Regions from separate parts of the Mus musculus genome. Here all the other regions are linked to region 2. Evidence: chromatin contacts called from ENCODE Hi-C data. All regions are on one chromosome and are shown on one strand. Each heading gives the region's core, a stretch centred on a gene start or an enhancer-like site at or near the end of the contact. The rest is flanking DNA. Distances are from core to core; before and after follow the strand shown. Region 1 overlaps Tiam2 (T cell lymphoma invasion and metastasis 2). Region 2 holds the start of Stap2 (signal transducing adaptor family member 2). Region 3 has its middle 83 kb from the start of Gm34035.

Region 1 (3,803 bases), core at 932-3,431, about 53 Mb after region 2:
TCGTGTCACAAATATTACAGACAACTGACTGAACACTGAAGGACTGAAGGAAACAAATTAAACAAAACTTCAACTGAAAATGAATCATCTGTCCCGCTAGTACAAGGTGGCAAAACTCAGACAATTAAGGAAGAGCATGGTAGCATATACCTCCAATATACTTAGAGTGGTGCTTTTCCTTAAATAATAGCAGAGGCTTCAGAGCTGAGTTAGATCTGATGACAAAGGGCACCATCCCCGTTTGCTTTTCTAACACAGTTGGACTACTAAGCAAAGTGTTAGTATAAAGTTGGGCATTTTCCCTGTGTAACAAAATCCCCATGCTTACTGACACAGGCCATCTACTCTTTCTTACAACTTCACAACATAATTCCTTTGTTTGCAGTATTTCTTATTTCTTTTGGTATCTATTCTCAAACACATTCATGAGATCACATCCCTCAAGGTTGCATGGGAGTGCATGCTGCCTTGAAAAGTCTTGGAGAATTGTTTCTCCAAAGGTGCACCTTCCTTCCCTTCTGCTCAGTGGGGCTCTGCTCAGTGTCTAATGGAGCTTGAATCAAACCAGAATAAACCCAGCTTTGAAGTCACTACAGAAGAGAGCTGAGATGACCTACTGCCCACGACTGTGCAGACTACAGGGTTCTAATGCATGGAGCACCAGCGAGGCGTGGGGAGCTGGTTAAGATGAGTGTGAGGAGCTTACAGAGGAGTGAGAGTTTGGCAGGGCAGGAACACAAAGTCAGAGCCAAAGAGGAGGACAAGAGGCTCCCTGAGAATGGCCCAGATTTGCTGGGGATATTGAGCTTTTCCCAGGGAAAGGAACGATACTTGTGTGGATATTCTTTAAAGGGGAGGAGAAGACCTGGGTACTCAGAGGTTGACTGTAAGGAATCAAGAGGGATACCACAAAAGACCAGGAATCTGAAGAGAGAGAGGACCTAGAGCTTTGAAGGAAGGAGCTCTGCACCGCAGAGATGGTACAAGGTTAACACTTTGTATAATGCAGAAAATTAGCATCCTTTGTGCCACACAGGGTCTTTAGGTCCTAATGACTCTGAGATCTCTACGATGGCTGTGACCACACTTAAAATTCTGTATGTAATATTTCTTCTGAAAACCCTACAAATCCAGCAGATTGAATGACCTAAACAGGAATATCAACCAACTAACCAAGCTTTGCTTCAACATACAGCAACAAAAGTCTTTTCTTTTTCTTTTTCCTTTTCTTTCCTTTTTCTTTTTCTTTTTCTTTTTTTTCTTTTCTTTCTTTTTCTTTTTCTTTTCTTTTTTTTTTCCAAAGTTTTCAAGTTTATTATGAAATCTGGGCCTGTTTTCCAAGCCTGAAATTCAAGCCGGTTATAAAGAATCAAAACAAAGGGAAAACTCAAGCCAAACGGGAAAAGAACACACCAGCAACACAACACAGAACACTGCAGTCCATCTACAAAAGACTGCTGCCGAAGTTTATGTGAACACACACACAGCCTCAAGCAATCTGCTCTTGTTCCAGGCCTTCCCAGTTTCTAACAATAAACAGTAAAATTAAGAAAATAGAAATAAACAGGAACCTGACAGAAGTGAGACCTATGGGCACGGGAAGGATTCAGATTGGGGCTGGCGTCTCAAAGGTTAAGAATCTCCCACTCTAAAGGGTTTCCAGATATGCACAAAACCTGTGTCTTCAAGGTACAAACTCTCTGTCTGCTCACACCTAAATCGGACTGGGTTATTTAACACACAATGGAATAGCTGGCTACCCAAGGGTCCTAATGCCTGCCTTCTCCTGCCCAGTGGCCCCCACCAGTGTCTCCAAGCCAAACAGCAGCCTCTCACCTGTGCCTTAACTCATTATTTTCACTGCAGAGGTTTAAAAAAAAAATCACACTTTAAACCTCAGGAGGAGAGATGTGCGTCTATTTGCATCAAGAACATATTCATGGCTTTAGCTCAAAACATCAAGGCTTTGCACAGCTTGGAGCTAAGTAAACATGAAAAAAAGAATGGACCAAAAGCTCATTTATACAAAAGTAAAATGTTACTAATAGCCTATTCTGAAGAAGGGAGAAAGAAAGGAGTCAGCCTGGATGGGAGTGAGGGGGCAGGGCAGCAGGAGAGAAGGGATCTGGGAGGGAGGCCAGGTGGGACAGGAGTCTGAACAGCAATAGCAACCAGACCCAGGGAAAAGTCTAAACAAATGACTTGGTTCTTTCCAGTCTGAATGAACACAAATTACTGGCCGTACAGACATGCAGCAGAATTATGTAACTTAGTTCCAATGTTCAAGCCGGATCTCCACCCTCCGCACCAAATTACTCTAAAGCCTCTGGCCCCGTTGGTAAACAGTTGGCTACAGTTATGCTCATGTCCATTCTTACTCCTTCTCTTTTGAGACATGCTACTGGGCTTGGGCTCACTCACATCACACTTGGTTCTGGGCCAAAACAAAAGTTCCAGGGAACGCCAAATAATCAAATTCCAGCCTCTGCCCCATCCACAATTCACAATTGACGCATAGGCAAGCCAGATCCATAAACCTAAATACAGCAGGGTTTGGTTGTTTTATTATCAATGTTTCTCAGACTACACAGTTAAGGCTTGCAGTTTTCAAAAGTGAAAACTAGATTCTTCGGTCTGCCTGGAGTTCAGATTTAACTCTTAAGTAGGAGGCGTTACACTTGGTCTTTGCACCAACAGCCCTACACACCTATCCTGGCAAAGGAAATCTTTTGGGAAATATTACACTTGAAAAATAAAAAGGATCTTTTTAAAAAATAGATGTAAACTTGTCAATTATCAACAAAAACCTATCACCAAGACAATGAACTACTTAATCACTCACTGGCATTCAGACAGTCTGAGCACTTTCCAAAGCTTTAAGACACCAAGTGATCTTAGGTGTACACAGGTCTATCCTCAGGCCCAAGCCAGTCTGGATCTTCCTGGGATAATCGGACAGAATTCCACAGAAATCCCTGGCTATATTTACTCAGCCATTCCTTCCTGCATCATGTCTGTTTTGCCCTATGGGTTCCTTTTATCCAAAGCTGTCCTTTAGCTCTACTGCCTTATGTTGGAACATGTATCATTGTGTTTTTGCTCATTTGTAGCATTCAGGTAGTATTCAGACCTTAAGCTAAATTGGATCACTAACTTTACATATATGCATATTCATGTAGATTACATGTGTGCATATTCATGTAGTTATGTCACAGATAAGGATGCCATGCAGCAGATGTGCCTACTGATAAATGTACATATATACCCTTGCTCATATCCCACACATACACCAACACACATACACCAATATATACATACACATACCCCATCCTTGGGAATGCAGTAAAGATGTAATATAAACAATCAGTTGACCACCACAAGATGATGGACTTCCTGTTAGTCATGGAAAAATAAAATAAAATAAAAGCACTTAAAGTATCATTTACAGTGTGTTGTAGAACTCTCATTACTGCATTCCTAAGCTTTGAATCACGACCCCTTTTACTAAATTATGTTCTCTTCCCACTAAATCTGAGCCTGTTATTTTCTTTACAAAAACATTAATTACAAGTCACATGCTAGGAAAAAGTAATAAGAAAACCAACAGGCCAGTGTTTTAAACTGGCAAAAGGTCTCAAGAGGAACTTCCTCCAAACAGGTACATGTCTTCATATCCCCTAGAGAAGGCTCAGCAGTTGAGAGCACTCACTGGCTGCCTTTGCTGAGAACCTGGGTTCCCTTCCCAGCACATACATGCTGGCCCATAACTCCAGTTCCAGGGGATCCAACACACTCCTCTGGCT
Region 2 (3,880 bases), core at 1,303-3,802:
AGTCCTCCGGGCAGCCCAGGAGGCCCTCCTGGCCTTGCTTGCCCCTCCCTGCCTTCCTCCTTCCCGTGCTTCAGAATTCAGGCCGTCTTGCTGAATCACATCAGACTCTATCTTGCCCCACGGCCTTTGCAACCTCATCCCCACAGCGCAAGGTGGAAGGCACGTACTTCCTACCTCATCGGCCGTAGCTACAGGCATATGTAGCTGGTGCCGGCGAAGCCAGGCGGCCTTGTATTTGTCCAGCTTCTGGCCCTTGTACTTGACAGAGGCCCAGCCACAGCCAGATTTCTTGGCTGGGTTGACGAGCTTCTTGCAGTGTGTGGCCCAGGCGCTGGGTGAGTTGAAGACTTGTCCAGTTTCCTGCCACACGATCCTGCCATCCAGCTGCAGGTCCCCAGTAAACTTCCTGCCCTGCAGCGACAGAGGGGGCTGAAACACTTCAGTCCTAGTGATTCCTAACTCCTTTCTCCCTGAGGCTTGGCGTCCTTGTTCTTCTAAGGCTCCCAAGAGGTACTGTCACAGGAACTCCATCTTTCACACCAGTACTCCTGGCACTCCACACCCAGATGCACAACTTTAAAATTAAGTAATGGCAGCCAGAGCAGGCATAACGGCCCAGGCCTGTCAGCCCAACTACTGGGGAAGCTGAGGCAGGAAGCACACAACTTCAGAACCTGCTTGGAATACTTAATAAGACTGTTCTCAGAGGTAGAACTCCTGCCTAAAATTCCCAAGTGAGGGGTTGGTTGGGTGCAAGGTCAGGAATTGACCCCCTGCTTAGAATCCCGCAGTGAGGGGGCTGGGGGCATAGTCAGGGGTAAAGCTCCCTTCCATTCTTGGTATCACAAAGAGTTTTTTGGGCGATCATTTTAAATAACAGTACACAGTTTTGAAGCCATCATCTTCATAGAGAGCCTGGGAAGGAAGGCCTCATTTTACAGATGGGGAAGCCGCAATCACACAGATTGGTTGCCCGCGGACACACCCAGATGGCAGTGGTTATAGCTATGTGGCATTGTGATTAACACGGTTCCTCTGGGCTTCAGTTTCTCTTTATACGCTAGCAGTGGAGGACATGAACGGTCTCCGGGGGTCGCTCACCAGGTAGTAGATGGATAGCACCCCCTCACCGGGCTCCAGCAGCTCGTCTTTGAGCAGCACCCGAAGCGTGACCGCGCGCCTCGTGAGCGCGCCCCCTAGGGCCATCCCAGGCCCTGCCGTGCCGCCTCCGCTGCCACCGAGGCTGCCGCTGCGCCCTCCGCTACCCGTCCCGCGCTCGGGGTCCTCGGCCTCCGCGTCGTCCTCATCCTCCTCCGGCGCCTCCTCGGCCGTGGCCCCGGGAGACAGAGACTCGGGAGCTGCAGCGAAATAGCAACTGGCTGCAGAGGTCGCGTCCCGCTGCCCCGTCCCCGCCTGCGCGGACCATCCTACCTGCCATGGACGCTGTGTCCCGGCACAGCCTCCTCCGAGTGAACGGGCTCCTCCCCGCGCGGGGACACAGCAGTCTATTGGTTACTGAAAATGGGTGGGGAGGTTTGGCCCGCCGGGGGCGGAGGGGATACGGAGCGGTTGGGTTGTGCTTGCACTGGAGTTGGAGCGATCCGGTGCAATTTGGCGAAACTAAAGCTGGAGGTTGGGGGAGACCTGGAGAAGGAAACAGGCCCAGGACCTTCTCATTCAGGGACTAGAGATACCATACTCGAGGCCACCAGCTACTAGGTTGCAACTTTGATCCCTGAGCAGGAGTGGCTCAGCTTTCAGGAAAGAGATGGAAACCTTAGGTCTTGGGCCTGCCCACGCGCAGTTAAAGAAATGAGGGAAGACCTTGGGACACAAGGGAAACTGAAGCAGATGGTGAACTAGAGGGAAAAACAGACTCAGGACGCCGCCCCCCATCCCCTGCTCTCAGGGGGACTATACTCCCTTAGTGGGGCTGCATCCTGGAGCTCATGATTCCCTCAGCCTACAGCAGCGATGAAGGAAGCTGCTAGTGAGGCTAGTGCGCTAGCTAAAGGCAGAGCCCTTGATGGTTGGGAGCAGGGAAGAAACAGGTTTGTAAGAAATGTAGAGCCGCTTTAGGAAAGCAGCTGCGCGTTATAGCTGGATCGAAAGGTCTGAGCCTGGCCAGCTTTAGCCTTTCTAGGGTTAACTCAGCCCAATGGCAGTTCTCATCAGCCAATCACCAGGTGCCTCCAGCATCCAATCAGCGACAAGGGATGGTTCCCACTCAGCCAATCGGCGTTCACGTGTAATCAGCGAGCGGGAAGGGGCGGTGTTACTAGGCGCCCAAGGCCCTGGGCCTTTGTTCTCATCCTGATTTGTCCTTCATCACAGATTACCCCAACCCAGGGAGGTCTGAAAATCCGGGTGGCCTCAAACTGGGGAAAGAGGCAGGATGCTCTGGAAAGGTCTGAGTAATGAGAATCATTCTTTTTTTTTTTTAAGATTTGTTTATTTATTTATTATATGTAAGTACACTGTAGCTGTCCTCAGACACTCCAGAAGAGGGAGTCAGATCTCGTTATGGATGGTTGTGAGCCACCATGTGGTTGCTGGGATTTGAACTCCTGACCTTCGGAAGAACAGTCGGGTGCTCTTACCCACTGAGCCATCTCACCAGTCCGAGAACCACTCTTCCCTTAGCCCAGGCCACCAGACTTTGGGCTCCATAGTTTACCGCTTCCAAGTCCCGGCACAATATGCAGGTCTAACCATCTTGTAAACAGGCAAAGCCTTGAGAGAGGCTCCAAGTTCTGCTCACTGGACGTTTTCATCCTGTTTATCTTCCACCTCGATCCAAAAGGGACTTTTCTATGATGTAACTACTGCCACATCCTATCCTTGCGCTACAACAGTCCTTGGCTCCCGGCTAATTTTTCTTTTCCTTCCTTCCACTTGCAGTGATCCTCCTGCTCAGCCCCCTCCTGCTTACGTCATAGGCTTGCATCCCCACACCTAGCTCCCCTGTGGCCTTTGACACTTTGAAGCAACTACTGTGGCTTGACAATGTACAGAAACCTAAAGATAACATTGGTTGAAGATAAAGGAAGGTTGTGCCACTCACAGCCACTATCTGGGTCCCCATCTCCACCCTTTTACCTGTGTAAAGTCCAGGTGCCCTAGCTGGGAACTGAAGAAAATGAGTTCACAATCTGTTCTGCCTTTGCCTTTTGAAAATAGCATCTCGCAGGGCAGTGGTGGCCTGTGATCCTAGCACTTGGGAGGCAGAAGCCGGTGGATTTCTAAATTCAACGCCAGCCTGGTCTACAGAGTGAGTTCCAGGACAGCCAGGGCAATTCAGAGAAATCCTGTCTTGAACCTCCGCCACCCCCCACCCCCCCATCCCCAAAATAGCATCTCAGGCAGACCGCACTAGACTCAAGTTACTATGTAACTACGGCTGCTCCGGTCTCTTCCTCCCAAGTTCTGGGAAAACCCAAATGTACTACCACGCCTGGCCAAATTTACAATTACACACTGATCAATTGTACTGGAATTGACCTTAGAGCCTTGTCCTAGCCAGGAGCCAGGTACACTACCACCACAAGCCAGGCGCCCAGGCCCTCTCAAGACCGTTCTTAGTGGGGGGCCTGGGGGCGTGGTCAGGGCAGAACCTCAGCGCAGAATCACACTGGGAAGGGCTGTGTGTAACCGATAGAGCACTTACTCAGGTTGTGCAAAGGGCTTGAGTTGCTTCTACAGCGACAAGGGGAAAAAAAAAAAAAAAGTAGAAAGCTAAAGAAATAAACTGACTTGGTTTGCGGTTTGTTATAAAATTTCAAAGTACCAAAAGCAGTGAACGTCAGGCCTGCTGTCCCGCACCTGTCTGTCATTTCAGCACTTGAGAGGCTGAGGCAGTTAAAAATCAGCTTGGGGGGCT
Region 3 (3,633 bases), core at 831-3,330, about 53 Mb after region 2:
AGTGGACGGGTGCTAGAATAGATGGGCAAGAAATGCATTCAATTCGCTCACTATAGTAATTCACACATGTTCACTAATCTGTCGACTGTCTACTTTGTATGTTCCCTTTTTCTTTGATTCTGTTCTGAGTTAGGAATTATTTTACAGTCATTGTATATTTTACTGGAAACATTTCCCATTTCTGAGTAGTATTGCTTGCAATTAACAGCATTTTATCCAATGAGATTCACTATTTTTAAGTTTTTTTTAGTACATATATACAATGGAATACTATTTATGAAAAACAAAGACTCGATGAGATAGATGGATCTTGAGAATATCATCCTGTGTGGGGTAATCCAGTCACAAAAGGGCATGCACCATATATATGTATTCCACTTATAAGTGGATATTAGCCATAAAATACAGGATACCCATGCTACGCTCCACAGATCCAAGGAGGCTGGAGAGAAAGGAGGGCACAAGCAAGGATGCTCAAGTCTCACTTGGAAGGGGGAATAAAATAGTCTTAAGAGGAAGATGGAGGGAGGGAACTGGGTGGAAGAGGAGATTGGGAGGGGAGTGTTGGTGGGGTTCAGAATCAGGTGTGGGGAGAGGTAGGGGGATTGCTGAATGGCCATGAGAATTAATGGAAATCTGCAACTGATGGGGGGGGGGGGTTGTTCCAGGAGGACACAGAGACCTGGGATAGAGGAGGTGCCCAAGAATCAATGGGGTGTCCTTGGCAGTGACTCACAGCACTGGGGACATGAAGCCTGAAGAGGCTGCCTCCTGTGGCCAGGCAAGAACCCCAGGGGAGTGATAGAAACACCAACCCACCCACAAAACTTTCAACCCCAAATATATCCTGTCTACAACAAATGCAGGCACAAGGGATGAAGCAGAGACTGAGGGAATAGCCAACCAATAACGAACTCAACTAGAGACCCATCCCATGGACAAGCACCAATCCCTGGCACTATTAATGATACTCTGTTATGATTGTAGACAGGGCACGTAATTCTCTGAGAGGCTCTACCTAGACAGATGCAGACACCCACAGCCAAAGAGTGGATGGAGCTTGGGGACTCATGGAAGAAGAGGAGGAAGGATTGCAGGCCCCTAAGGAGATAGAACTCCACAGGAAGACCAACCGAGTCAACTAACCTGAACCCTTGGGGGTTATCAGAGAATAAACCACCAGTCAAAGAACCTAAACAGACTGGACCTAGGCCTCTCTGTGCATATGTACTAGGTGATCGTCATGTGGGCCCTTGAACCACTGGATCAGGGGCTATCCCAAAAGCTGGTGTCTGTTCCTGGGATATGTTCTTCTAGCTGGGCTGCCTTGTCTGGCTCAGTGGGAAGAGAAAGCGCTTAGTCTTGCAGCAACTTGAAGTGCCAGGGTGGGGGAGGCTGGGGTGGGGTGGGGTAGTGTTCCACCAATTCAGAGGAGAAGGGGAGTAGGGAAGGGGTAAGGATTATGGGAGGGAATGACCGAGAGGGGGGCAGTGAGCAATATATTGAAAAATTAATTAAAAAGTATTTTTTAAAGTAACTTTAACAATAATGCTCCCAGTCTCTATCAAAGTATAATTTTTCATAGGAGTGAAGATAAATTTAATAAAGCAGCAAAATTCCCAGATGAGAGGAAGTACTCTGATAAGAATAAAGTGTTAGTGAAATTACCTTGTGCTCTGAATGGGCCACTTACACTACTTGGACCTTCCATTCACTTCTGATTAGTACCTCCTCCTATACAGCAACATTAAATGAGCGCTGCTTATCAATATGGCTTTGTTGCATGTTTCCAGACATGGGAGAAATTACCAACTGCAGTACATACACTAATGCTAAGAACAGAGACCATGCTTCATGAAATTTGTACAGTTAAGCAGTTCAGTCTGCTACACTGCAGAGTGTGGCATCACTCTGCCGTGGCACACACTGAAACCACGTAGGGCTGTTGGGTGTAGCTCAGTGGGAGAACGCCCAGCATAAAACTGGCCCAGGGCTTGATGATCCCCACGGTGTGATTCAGTGTACCATACAGTACTGCCCAAAAAACCACAAAGCAGTGCACTCAGTGGCTGGGCCGCTCCTCACATGTGTTTCCAATTGGCAGCAGGCCTACGGACTGCGGCAGATCCTAAGCCAGACTCATCTGGAATGGTTATGACTGAGGGTGAGCAAGTCCTTCCTTACTGTTATAATGACAAACAAGGACAAGGGGGGCAAGCAAAGAGTAATCGCTTTTGTCTGAAAGGAAAAGTGTCCCCAAACATGCACAAGGTGACACGGTTCTGCCAATGCTGGGCTAACTTGCACTTTCTAGAACCTTCAAACTAGTGCAAGTGCAACCCTTCTCAAGTACCCACGGAAGGCCAAAAGCTTAGAATTAAAAACAGACCACTAACAAGTAAGCTTGTTTATATTGCTACTTAACTTGACTAAATGTCCATAAATTCTGATCAGAGAAAAATGGAACTAAAGTACTTGTGAGGAACTGTATTCACTACCATTTCCTAAAGGCCAAAGCCAGTCTTCCCTGAATATTTACTCTGCCCCAAGGTTGCAATTTTGACTTTTTATCCTAAGGGAAAGACCTAGCATCAAATCAAACTATTAACTGAGTTGCTTTGGAAGTAAATATTCAAGCACTTCTTCTCTTACCTGCCTTACCCAATCAACCAAATAGATTATGCCCTACTGTCTGAATTCACAGGTTCAGGCTGTGTGAGAAAAGACTCTTTCTTTTGGCTACAAATCTCATAGCTGTCTAGAGCATCACCAGAGGAGCACACAAACAAGTCTTACTTTAAATGCCTCGTGTACTCTGTCACAGCTTAGAGATTCTAGACAGAGCAAAGGATGCACGGCTGAAAACGCAAAAGAAAGGAACTGAGTGCTCACAGAATCATGGGAAACCTCCACTGGAAACTAGAAACTACTGATGGCCTTTTATCATGTATATGCAGAATGTGGAAAATGCAAAAAAAAAAAAACAAAACCAGCAAAGAAATGAAACTTAAGAGCAAAAGCAAATAGGAAGCCAACCCCAAACATTTCTCCTCCTTTACCTTAGAGCCTTGTCTAAACAGTGTTACTCAGAGACTACAAAACACATGATGGAAGCTTTATTCCTGACTTATGCCATCAATGCCAATATACATTCTATGCAATTAAGAAACTGATGGCATGCACGTGAACTAAGCTCCTTAATGACAGTCTCATCTACAAGAACAGCAGATAGTGTGAGAAATTGTCATCACTTAATGTGAAATCTGACTAGGTGCCACATCTGGCTCTGTGTTTAGCCATATTAAAGCACCAAAAAACTGTCTCTCAGGCAATATACTTCTAATTTCTTACTTCACACTTATCAAGATTAAAAAAATGCTATAAACATGAGGAATGTTAATTTACCCAGTGTTCCCAATTTTCTATCAAGCTTTAAAGAATATTAAACTTTTAAAGACATTCTTTTTCTCTGTATGAGCAGAGACAGACATGCAGAGAAGGAAAAACTACATGGCTTATACAATAAGTATACATAGATACTACATACATATTGTTCAGACTGCATGGTTTTTATATCAAATACAGGCTTTTCTCAGCACACAACTATTCATTGTTGTTAAAGGGTAATGAGAA

Evidence for each region. Hi-C counts contacts between places; a loop is a spot of excess contacts on that map.
Region 1: a map of T-helper 2 cell shows a loop between it and region 2 (302-fold over the local background). The contact joins the enhancer-like site here to the promoter of Stap2 in region 2. A Hi-C loop is called at or near these places in 4 of 37 maps with a recorded cell type or tissue (T-helper 1 cell, T-helper 17 cell and T-helper 2 cell).
Region 3: a loop to region 2 is called in a map of T-helper 2 cell, with 210 times the contacts of the local background. The contact joins the enhancer-like site here to the promoter of Stap2 in region 2. A Hi-C loop is called at or near these places in 4 of 37 maps with a recorded cell type or tissue (T-helper 17 cell, T-helper 2 cell and regulatory T cell).

Annotation. Positions count from the first base shown.
Region 1 is chr17:3,368,286-3,372,088 of GRCm38, reverse strand. All of the region lies in intron 1 of Tiam2 (T cell lymphoma invasion and metastasis 2), which reads right to left. Among named protein-coding and RNA genes, the nearest start is that of Gm52295, 38 kb to the left of the region's middle. Within about 2 kb of position 2,181, at least 1 of the 3 ENCODE cell types and tissues checked has a DNase peak (open chromatin) inside an H3K27ac peak, as active enhancers do.
Region 2 is chr17:56,006,808-56,010,687 of GRCm38, reverse strand. It overlaps Stap2 (signal transducing adaptor family member 2), which reads left to right and starts at 2,552. Exons shown (of 14, transcript NM_145934.3): 1 at 2,552-3,271. Mpnd (MPN domain containing) reads right to left here and starts at 1,487. Exons shown (of 13, transcript NM_026530.5): 1 at 1,432-1,487; 2 at 1,102-1,358; 3 at 175-411. The coding sequence starts at 1,438.
Region 3 is chr17:3,198,941-3,202,573 of GRCm38, reverse strand. No RefSeq gene overlaps it. Among named protein-coding and RNA genes, the nearest start is that of Gm34035, 83 kb to the left of the region's middle. Within about 2 kb of position 2,080, at least 1 of the 3 ENCODE cell types and tissues checked has a DNase peak (open chromatin) inside an H3K27ac peak, as active enhancers do.